Linked DNA regions of Homo sapiens: region 2 is linked to region 1. Evidence: read pairs that join two places in POLR2A ChIA-PET (ENCODE). Cell type or tissue: IMR-90. All regions are shown on one strand. Links, peaks and the distances in the headings refer to the core of each region. The heading gives the core; the rest is flanking DNA. Region 1 has its middle 130 kb from the start of SAMD9. Region 2 overlaps LOC112267858 (a long non-coding RNA gene).

What was found. ChIA-PET counts read pairs that join two places held together with the same protein. Peaks named below come from ENCODE experiments on the same cell type or tissue, not always from the same donor. Only the 100,000 strongest peaks of a DNase experiment are listed, where the experiment ranks them.
Region 2: POLR2A ChIA-PET joins it to region 1 with 7 read pairs; 1 of 35 experiments calls an interaction of 5 or more read pairs at or near these places.

Annotation. Positions count from the first base shown.
Region 1 is chr7:92,984,668-92,990,054 of GRCh38, forward strand. No RefSeq gene overlaps it. Among named protein-coding and RNA genes, the nearest start is that of SAMD9, 130 kb to the right of the region's middle. In IMR-90, for the core only: a CTCF peak has its summit at 3,608 (motif pointing left); DNase peaks (open chromatin) are centred at 2,604 and 3,594; H3K27ac peaks cover 781 bases.
Region 2 is chr7:94,351,922-94,357,308 of GRCh38, forward strand. It overlaps LOC112267858 (a long non-coding RNA gene), which reads right to left. Exons shown (of 4, transcript XR_001745273.2): 1 at 3,121-5,387. Among named protein-coding and RNA genes, the nearest start is that of COL1A2-AS1, 38 kb to the right of the region's middle. In IMR-90, for the core only: no CTCF peak of the experiment used is centred there; no DNase peak of the experiment used is centred there; H3K27ac peaks cover 337 bases.

The DNA.
Region 1 (5,387 bases), core at 79-5,078:
GAAAAGCAAAAACAAGATGACCAATGTCTCTGATGTATTAGATCATAAGAATCATCAGAATGAGTGTTAAAACTGAGATTTCTGGGCCCTACTTCATTCTTATTGAATCAGAATCATTAGAGGAGTTGTCCAGAGATCAGGGGTTTAAATAAGATTAATTACTGCTCCATTTTAGTTATTGCTTTTCCTAAAATGTAAAGAAGTAATTGGAATCTTTTTTCTGTTCATATTAAGATATACTTCTTAGCTAGGTTCCATATCCAAGCTAAAGAGGGCTAAATAATTATTGATTGCATTTAGATTGTATAGATAAACACTTGAAATTTGGTATGGGGATTATCTGAAATACATATTGATACTTCTTCTTCTTCTATTTTTTTTTTTTTTTGACGGAGTCTTGCTCTGTCACCCAGGCTGGAGTGCAGTGGTGTGATCTCAGCTCACTGCAACCTCCCCTTCCCGAGTTCAAGTGATTCTCCCACCTCAGCCTCCCGAGTACCTGGGATTACAGGTGTGTGCCAACACACCCGGCTAATTTTTGTATTTTCAGTAGAGACGGGGTTTCACCATGTTAGCCAGTCTGGTTTTGAACTCTGGACCTAAAGTGATCCACCTGCCTTGGCCTCCCAAAGTGCCGGAATTACAGGCGTGAGCCACCGTGCCCGGCCCATATTGTTATTTCTTTAAACTACCATTTATCACCTTTTTTTACTTCTGCAGTGTAAAGCCAGGAACATGTTTTATTTTAAAAACAAAACAAAACAAAACAAAACTTTTCTAGTCCAACTCTCTTCTTCTCCCAAAAGGCAAAGATCAATAAATAGCTATACTATGGACTTATTAAAAGAGACCACATTTTTCACGTCTTGAATTGTACCATGCTCCTCTGTTATTATTTATTTATTTATTTATTTGTTTATTTAGAGATGGAATCTCACTCTGTCTCCAGGCTGGAGTGTAGTGGCATGATCTCGGCTCACTCCAACCTCCGCCTTCCAGGTTCAAGCAATTCCCCTGCTTCAGCCTCCCGAGTAGCTGGGACTACAGGCACATACCACCATGCCCAGCTAATTTTTGTACTTTTAGGAGAGATGGGGTTTCACCAAGTTGGATGGTCCCAATCTCTGGACCTTATGATCCACCTGCCTCGGCCTCCCAAAGTGCTGGGATTACAGGTGTGAGCCACCACGCCTGGCCTACTCTGTTATTATATCTGTTTAGGCTTCATCACTAGAAGAGAAGATATCCTCAGCAGATGAAAAGTCACAGCAGAGCACCAATTAATTATTTGCTGCTCATATGACTGATATAAGTGTGTGATGTGTGAAGTGGCTTTGAGATAGGTTTTCTGGCTCTGCTGCATGTTCAGGAAGATGTAGTGACTGCTCTTGAATCTATGCACCTGTGGATATGAGTTTTACAGCCAATATGTACCAATGCTAAAGGAATCCTAGCTACAACACAGACTTACATAAAATTAGCACCATGGATGGCATGTGCTTTGAGATGTCATTCGATAGCAAGAATAACAATAACAGCAATAATACCAACAACAAATTGAAGTAAAAATTGACAATTCATTTTTGCTATGTGTCTACCATTGTGTTAGACATTTTGTATGGGTAATTTCATTAAATCTTTACATGAACCCTATGAGGTAGTTGCTATAATTATCCCTATTTTATGGTGAGACAATGGCAGCACCAAGAAAATTTAGTAATCTACTAAAATCTACATAGCTATGAAATGGTTGAGACAGGATTTTAGGACAGTCAGTCAGTCTCCATCCATATCCACCTACCCTTTCCTCCTAGTGACTAATGGATTTACAATGACAGTGGGGATCCATTTGGTGGGGATATATTCAGTGAACACACAGGAGGACAAGATTAGCTGGATTGGATTAAGATGGAATTAATGACCTTGACTTCATTAACTCTGTACTCCACTCAGCTAAATAAGCCTAGTAGATCTGAATGTTTTGGAAAACTTGCCTCTGGGTTGAAGCCTCCTGGCCTGGAAAGAACAAGCTTTAGAAGGCCTTGCTGTCTGTTGTGGGATAGACAGATTAGGTTCACAGAATGAGGGCAAATGAACATGCAAGTGATCAACTGTACTCTTTATAAACTCAATGAAAGCAAGAACAGAGCTCATTCATTTCTGGCCACCACCAGGAAGCTCTCATTTTTTTAGCCTGTGTCTCCAGGGAAGGTTGTTATTTTCATAAAAAATTTATCTCCATATTCATTTTATTTCTTTAAAAATAATGGTGGATTGTTTGAAAACTTTTCTCAGTCTTTTTATTAGCTTCTTGGAAAGTTAGAAGTAGCCCTATGATCTCTAAAATTGGTTTGAATTAGGTGCACAATTAAAAGTTCATCAAATTGGGAAAGATTTGAACTTTCTAACACTGGTTTATCATCATTTTTCTAAAACCAGTATCAACAAAAGAAAAAGGGAAAGCCTACTTCAAGGATCCTATGCAAAGAGCTCTCAGTTTTTTTTCTTGTAATTATTGTCAGCCCTTAAATGTACACATCTGTTGCAATAAGCAAGAGTTGTGGCATGCTCTGTGAAGATGGGCCAAACCTCCTGCAGAACTGTGTGAATGGAATTCAGTATACACTGAAGCCTGAAAATATCATAAGAGCATTCCATTCTTCTCATGTGACTTTTCTTTCTTATTCAGCTGTATTTGGATCTCTGTGGGGAGCAAGTAACAGACTGTGGATTCAATGAAATGGAAAAGCAGGAGAGACTTCCAGAGAGCCTCTTTCCATCCTTCAAGGTCTTCATTTGTCTATAACACTTGATAGATCAGTTTAGTCCAGAATTCACTGATACACAAGAGATTGACCTGCCCTATTATGCTAACATAGAAAGCCCCAAATCAAAACCCCTGCCACTGACCCCGGGCCCCAAGCTCTAGGAGCTGTGAGGTTGAGACAAGAAATTGTGAGAGTCAACAATGGCACTGACAACCATACGTTATTGACTCAGACTGATTGAAAATTAAAGCACCAACCCCAGAGGAAAATTTGCAAAGAAATCAGGATGTGCTCAGATGCTCTGAATTCCTAAGCTCTTGCTTTTGCCTTGACTGGATCATTATAAGTAAAGACAAGTAGAAAAGCTACAAAGTGCATTAGTAAGTTCTTCTCCCTTTTGAAAAGTTGTCATTGACTAAGGTCCTATGTGGAAAACCAGGATGGGATTCGGAGGTTTAACATTAAGTGGAGTCTCTGCCCTTCAACTGATGTGACTTTAGGGAATTCATGTCACTGCTTGATGTCTCTGTTTCAAATTTGTAAAAAGTGAGATAATTATATTTTCTTCCTTCCTGATTTTCCAAGATGATTATCAGTCAGGTTGTGGACAACAATGTGTTGAATTCTGAGCAAAGAAGGCTCCCATGAGATTCAAAAGAATACCTTTTCCCTTACTGTTGTATTTTTCTTTCAGTGTAGTTTGCCTCTAACAGACAACAAAGTAGCACAGATATGTCCTGTCTTGTTCCTGGTATCTTTCTTCTCTCCAAAACATTATCAGTGACTCACCAATAGGAAAACAGAGCTTGGGAGATGGGATTTGTCAGTTAACTTGCACTCCCTCTGCTGGTTGGATGCCTTGTATTTATTTTTCCATGACTCCCAGGCTGTAAGGTTTATTTACTTGTTTTCAGTAAACTTGGAAATTATGCATATTTTTGGAGAGTAATCAACTTAGAATGAATTTGCAATATTCTATGTTTTCCAGTATCTGGAAGTGTTGCCATTTTATTTAGTACAAATGTAAAGGCCAGGTTCATAAAACTGTTTTATCAAGGCAGTATTATCAGGAATTAGCAACTCTATCCAACTCCAACTTTCTATTGGTACCCATGAACAAAGGGGTAAGAAATAAGTACTTATCTGACATCGGCTATCAGTCATTGTCCTTAAAACACTGGAGGAGTAGCTCAGTGCACACAGGAGCAGTCTGATAAAAGCAGCCAGAGCCATCAACTATGTTTACATTAATGAGTTCATAGTAATATGGAAAAATAAACTGATCGGTTATCTTCAGAGGATGATAGAGAAACAATTCATTATTTTGAAAACTGGAAAATAAAGGGAAAGACAAAGCAATTATCCTGTCTTTTCTGTGTGAATTATAGTATGGGGGTAATCTAAAGTAAAGGAAAGGAGTATTTCTTTTTAAAAGTATTCTAGGCAGTAAATGTAAAAGAAATGATAGAATTAGAATATAATTATTCTTCAATCCCTAATCAATTAATGGATCTAGGCATCAAGCATCAAAGGCTACTGACATCACATAAAGAGGTACATCTCGTACCTCCCAATGAAAGAACATACCACCACCTATGAACTTGCCAAAGGTGTTGAATTTGAGTCTGATCAATTCCCTGGATCCAGTTGCCAATTTGCGAAAGACAGAGGAAATGTTGAAATGTAGCATGAGTGTGCATTCAGCAAAATCCAGACTGAGGGAAATTCTACAGGTCAAATGCCCTGAGTTCTTCAACACATATATTGCAAAGAAAAGACATGGATAGAGAAGTCTCTAGAATAAAGGTGACTTAAGAGACATGTCCTTTTTTTCTTTTTTTTAAGGGCAAGTCTTAACCAGAGTGTCTAAGATGCCTCTGTGTGTGATAATACTGTGAAGAAACAGAAGGAAGTGATTACCGTGCTAGTTAGGTTGTGGTTATTTCTGGGAAGAGGGAGGGCACTGAGATTGGAATGAGGCTAATGGAGGTGCTTCAGGGATGCTGACAAACTTTTATTTATTGACCTGGGTGGCAGTTATTGGGTGTTCACCTTATAACTAATTAAGGTATGAATTTGTGTGGGTTTTTTGTTTTATTTTACCATGACAAGTTTTTTTTAAAAAGGCCTCCAGGATGGCCAGCCGCAGTGGCTCACGCTTGTAATCCCAGTACTTTGGGAGGCCGAGGTGGGCGGATCAGCTGAGGTCAGGAGTTCAAGACCAGCCTGGCCAACATGGTGAAACCCTGTCTCTACCAAAAATACAAAAATTAGCTGGGCATGGTGGAACGTGCCTGTAGTCCCAGCTACTCGGGAGGTTGAGGCAGGAGAATCGCTTGAATCCGGGAGGGGAGGTTGCAGGGAGCCGAGATCGCACCACTGCACTCCAGCCTGGGCAACAAGAGCGAAAACTCCATCTCCAAAAAAAAACCCAAAACGGCCTTCAGGATGAGAAGGTGCCTTTCAGCAGCCTCAGTCAGTCCCCCTCCTCCCTATTTCTTTCTGTTCGCCCCCTCCTCTGCCCTCCCATCTCAACCTCTCCATCTTTCTAATCACTGTGATTACTCTCCCTGGTTCTCAGCTCTTGGCCACCCCTTGACTGAGCCTTTGGCATTTCCC
Region 2 (5,387 bases), core at 302-5,301, 1.4 Mb after region 1:
TTTGAGGTTTCACGTGATGATTTTTCTCCATTACACAATAATACTACCTAACTAATTCTACGTATTTGGGAGCAAACTTTATTTGGTGAAACACTCAATTAGGAATTAAAATTTGTGTTCAATTCTTGGCTCAATCTCTTATTACACATATATATGATTTGGAGTAAAATACTTACCTAAGATCTCTTGAATTTTTTTCAACAATAAAATGGGTGTTAGTGATACTTGCCTTAATCGCCTCCCTATATAATTGAAACAATCAAATGAGATGATGTAGTTAATGTGCTTTGTAAATTGCATAGTGTTATGCAAATATAAGATACTAATTAAACACATTCAATAACAAAAATGCCTTTCATAGGAATTTCCCTCTCATCCTATGAGATGAAAAATTGCTTTAAATCTTTCCTATAAAAAGAGAGCATAAATAAATGACTATAATGATGCAGAAAGATCTTTCTTGTGACTACAAACCATCTGTACCTACCAAAAACAGCTACTAAAACTACAGAAATAAGGACATTCTTCCAGGTAGTTCTCTTCTCTTGTTTCATTGAGCTTTGGGGAAATATTTTTTAAGTTCTAGTCTATTCCTTTTAACTGGTTTCTGATGCACATATGAAGGATAACTCTCTAGATGCTTACTCTTTCCAGAAAGTATTTACTTAGAGAAAATTAGAATTTAATTTATACTGGATGATCAATATAGACCTTTATGCATGCAATACATCTAATACACCGCAACCAGATTAATTTCCCTAGTCAGTGATTAATTGCCTACTCTGTCCCTGGCTCTGGAGAAGGTGCCTGGAATACAACAAAGAGCATAATGGGCAGGGTCTCTGCCCTTCAAAATATCACATCCATAGTCTTGTTTCAGAGCTCATCTTTCTCAACCTCTGTGATATTTGATTTTGTTGCCACTTTGCCTTCTTGAAACTTTTTCTCTCTTGATTTTGAAGATATTATTCTTGCCTAATATAGCAGACACCACTGGCAAAGTGCTCCAACCTGCATTTCCAACCCCTTCTCCTTCGTTACCTTCCAGCTTTCAGTGTGACATGGTTTTGACCAATTAGATGTAAAGTGAAATCTACGCTAATGTTTCCACAAATATATAGGCATCACTGCTTCCACTTCCTCATTCTTTCTGCTAAAACGTAGACATAATTACCAGAGCTGTAGCTGACAACCTGCATCCAGGTCAAGAAAATGGCAAAACTTGGGGCTGATGGTGGTAATCTAAGCACTCGTCGTAACTATCCATGTTCAGACTTCTTGCTTTGTGAAAGAACTAAACAAACAAGAAACTCCTTTTGTTTAAGCCACTACGTTCAGGTTTTCTATTACTTGCAGCCAAATACGTTTCTAATTGACACACCCTGTTTCTCTTTTACTTATCTGTCCAATACTTATTTCCTCCAGAAACGTCACATTTTTTTTCTGTCTATTCTTTGGAGGTCAATTTTCAGCACCTTCTATGTATTCTTCCTGGGAAATCTCAATTCACCCATTCTACTTGTTCTTTCATTAAGTTATTCAACAAATAGAGATTAAAAGACTGCCACATGCCTGGCACTGCTCTGAGCACTAGGGATAGAACAGTGAACAGTAAAGCTTCCACCTTCATGGAAATTACAGTCTAGGAGTAAAATACAACCACCTAATTCTAATTCATTCTCAGTCACAGATTAAGTCTCTGCAGAGACCTCCCCAAACTTCCCAGTCTAAATTAGCATATCCTGCTAGATATTTTCATAGCATCCTGTGATTTTCCTTTCCATAGCATATATTTTTAGTTACATACTTCACTGTGTATTTATTTTACATCTTTCTCCTCCAGTAGAAAGTAAAGTGGTAATTAAGTCTTTTTATAACTATCCTATATCCAGTGTTTCACAGATTATCTAGCACATATTACGTGCTCAGTAAATACATGTTGATATTTGATGACTTCTCTAGACTTACATTTCAAATTACCTTCTGGGCATCTCCACATGAATATTCTGCAAGAGCTTTGAAACAAAAGACCCAAAATAGATTATATTTATATTTGCACTGAATTTTTTTTTTTTTGAGATGGAGTCTCGCTCTGTCACCCAGGCTGGAGTGCAGTGGTGCAATCTCAGCTCACTGCAACCTCCACCTCCTGGGTTCAAGCAATTGTCTGCCTCAACCTTCCAAGTAGCTGGGATTACAGGTGCCCGCCACCATGTCCGTCTTTCTTTTTTTATTTTTAGTAGAGACAGGGTTTCACCATCTTGGCCAGGATGGTCTTGAACTCCTGACCTCGTGATCCACCTGACTCGGCCTCCCAAAGTGCTGGTATTACAGGCATGAGCTACCATACCTGGCCTGCACTGAATTTTTATTCCCAGTTAATGGCATCACCAAAAACCAAAGTCAGAAACTTCAAAATCATCCCTACCATTGACTCCTCCACTCCCTCTCATCTCCAACTGGTACCTAAGAGCTCTATTTCTATCAATCTGATATTTCTTCACTCTCCCCTTCATTCCCATTAGTACTGTCCATACTTCTTTACTGCAGATCCTCATTTTGCCTGCATTACTACAGTATTACTATTACAGTAGGCTGCTCATTCGTCTTCCTGTGTACTTGAATCCCCTCCTTACTAATGCTCCTCAACTAACCAGGTATTATACCCATTTCGCAGATTGGAAAAACTAGCCTTTAAGAATTTAAGTAACTTTTTCCAGGTCACCCAATTAGTAAGTAGCAAAGCTGGAGTTTATACTGGCCTATATCCCTAATCAAGAGGCCTGGGAGAGACCTTCCAGACCTCAGCATGACAAAAACCCCCAATCCAGATGCCCTAAATTGTAAAGGTATGTTACACATGCATCACCCTCAGAAGTCTGCATATTTCCTGGGAAGAGATAAAAGGTCTTCTGCATTTCATCTCCCTCCACCTCCCACCTCTTGCCCAGCATGGCATTCTGCTCCATTATAAGCTATCAAAGGATTTTTCAGACAAGAAGGGGAGAAAGGAGAAAGAAAGATTAAAAAAAATGATTTATCCAAGGTAAAGAAATAAAGGAGGATCAAAGGTGATAAGACCTGAGGGAGAAAGAGATAGGAAGATAAAACATAACTCACTTTGTTTAGACTCTGGTTCAGAAGTTATGCCTTTGCAAAAACTGTTGGCTGGAATTTTGGCTGATGTTTTACTTAGTTCAGCACAAGGAAAATTTCAACTTGGCCTTCTCCTTGAGGAACATTTATGAAGAAATAAGAGTTATATGAAGATGTGAATGAGGAGTCAACTCACATATACCCTTACTTAAAGTGAAAGTTAGCAGCTAAGTGCCACCAAGTAAATCACCTGTCTTCTAAAAGCTCTGCCCTCTCCCCTTCAAAACAATTAGAGTCTAAAAACCCACATTGATTTCTCACTTTTTTTTTTTTTTTTTTTTTTTTACCATTTTATGCTCTAAGAGTAATTTGGGACTGTATCTGGGACTGTGGTATCTCCTCTATAGCAACTAAAAGGCTTTCAATCTGATAATTAACCTACCATGCCATTTCACCCAAATAATCTTCTGGAAATTTACCAATGTACTTCCAAATCTTTCATAGGCTGGCTTTGCCTCAGCACCACTAAATCACTCAGGATCATGTTTCTCACAGGCGGCGGCTGAAATAAAATATGCATACTATGTAATTGGAAAAAGATTCTGTCTCATTTTCCCCGGCTGTTCTTCCTTGTTGGCAATGCAGAGGGAAAGAAGGCAGCAAGAATGTCTTCCTGCTGACAACTTAGAAGACAAGCCATCATCACAGAGCCACATCAGCAGGGGCGGGCCTGAGTTCTCTGAAAGCATCTGATGGGGCCCTTCGCCCTGGGGACCCTCATCACACAGTCCGTTGATACTGAATGAGAGTTTCAATAAAGCAATATGGCGTGCAATTCCAAAACACATCCTAAGTGCCCTCTACTCATTGGCTCTTTTGCCTTGCTCTTTTTCAGCTTTTCCAAAAACAAAATGTTTACCTCCAGCCAAAGTGCCACATGTGCAGGGAAGGAACACATTCTGTGTTTACTTTTTATGGGTTTCCATAATCCTTGTAATAAAACATATTAAAATGAGAACCTTCTTCATTAGTCTGGGGTTTATACAGGAGATTATTTAAAATTTTATAAATTTACAATCACTTTTATTTTCAGTTCTCTATTATTCAGAATTTAATTGTTCATGAAATAATAATAGCTAGGACTTATTGTGCTCTCCATGTTCCAGGCACTGTTCTAAGTGTCTCATGTACATTAATTTTGTCCTCAAAACAATCCTATGAGGCGGGTGCTATTATTATCACTCCTATCTTTACAGACAAGGTAGTTGAAGCACAATGGGGTTAAATAATCTGCTGAGGTCATCAGCTAGTAAATACTACCAGTACCATATATGTGTTCACTGCTTCTTTCTTATTCCTTCTATGTTCCCTTTAGGGCCATTTTATCCATGTATTCTTTAGAGAATTCTTACCTTTAGAGAATGTTATCAATATATAGTAGAGATGCAATGCCAGGAGGCACACCCCAAAATTATGGAACCAAGGGAAATGAAGCAGGTTCAGAGAATCCTTCAGAGCATGTGCTAGAAGCAGTCAGTGCTCCCTGAATACCTGCTCTTCCCTTAATTTGCTAGCTTTCCTTGAAGTTGGATGAACCCATGTCACTAGTTCTGAGCAATGGTCTTCAAGCAGAAGTAAAGCCAAGTGAAAAAATGTACCTGGAAGACAGAGTGTTCAACGATATCAGATGCCACAGATAGATCAAATAAGGTGAGAATTGAGAATTGATTATGGGGTTTGGTAAAATGGAGGTCATCATCGACTTTGAAAAGAATAGTTTTTCTATAGAAATTCATTACGAGCATCACTGAATCAGACTATAAGGAACTACTTCACTAGTGAGTATAGAACTTAGGTCTATACAAGTTAGTCAATTATTGACATGGAGTTAGAGAGCCTAGATCCTTCCCCACTCAAACCTATGCTGTTCTCTCACCTAACCCACCAGAAGCCTGGTTTGCTTTCCTTGTTCCATTACACATCCATATACATATAGGTCACATTGTCAAAATTTTAATTATCGGCCCAAATTCTTTACTCTCCTCTAGTAGTGCTACACATCTGTACCCTTGCCATGGTCTTATGGATGTGTAATGTACTACTGAGCCCCTTAACTATGTGGTTGGTCATATTATTTACATTGGTCAATTGGACATTAGCAAAAACAACCTAGGTGGAAAAACTGAAATTTGCTTGAGCAATTGCACTTTCCCTCTGCAAGTCTACATAGCCCTGAGTCAGTCCACATACCCAGGATAGTTCACTGGTCCCATAGAGACACCCAAAGCTAA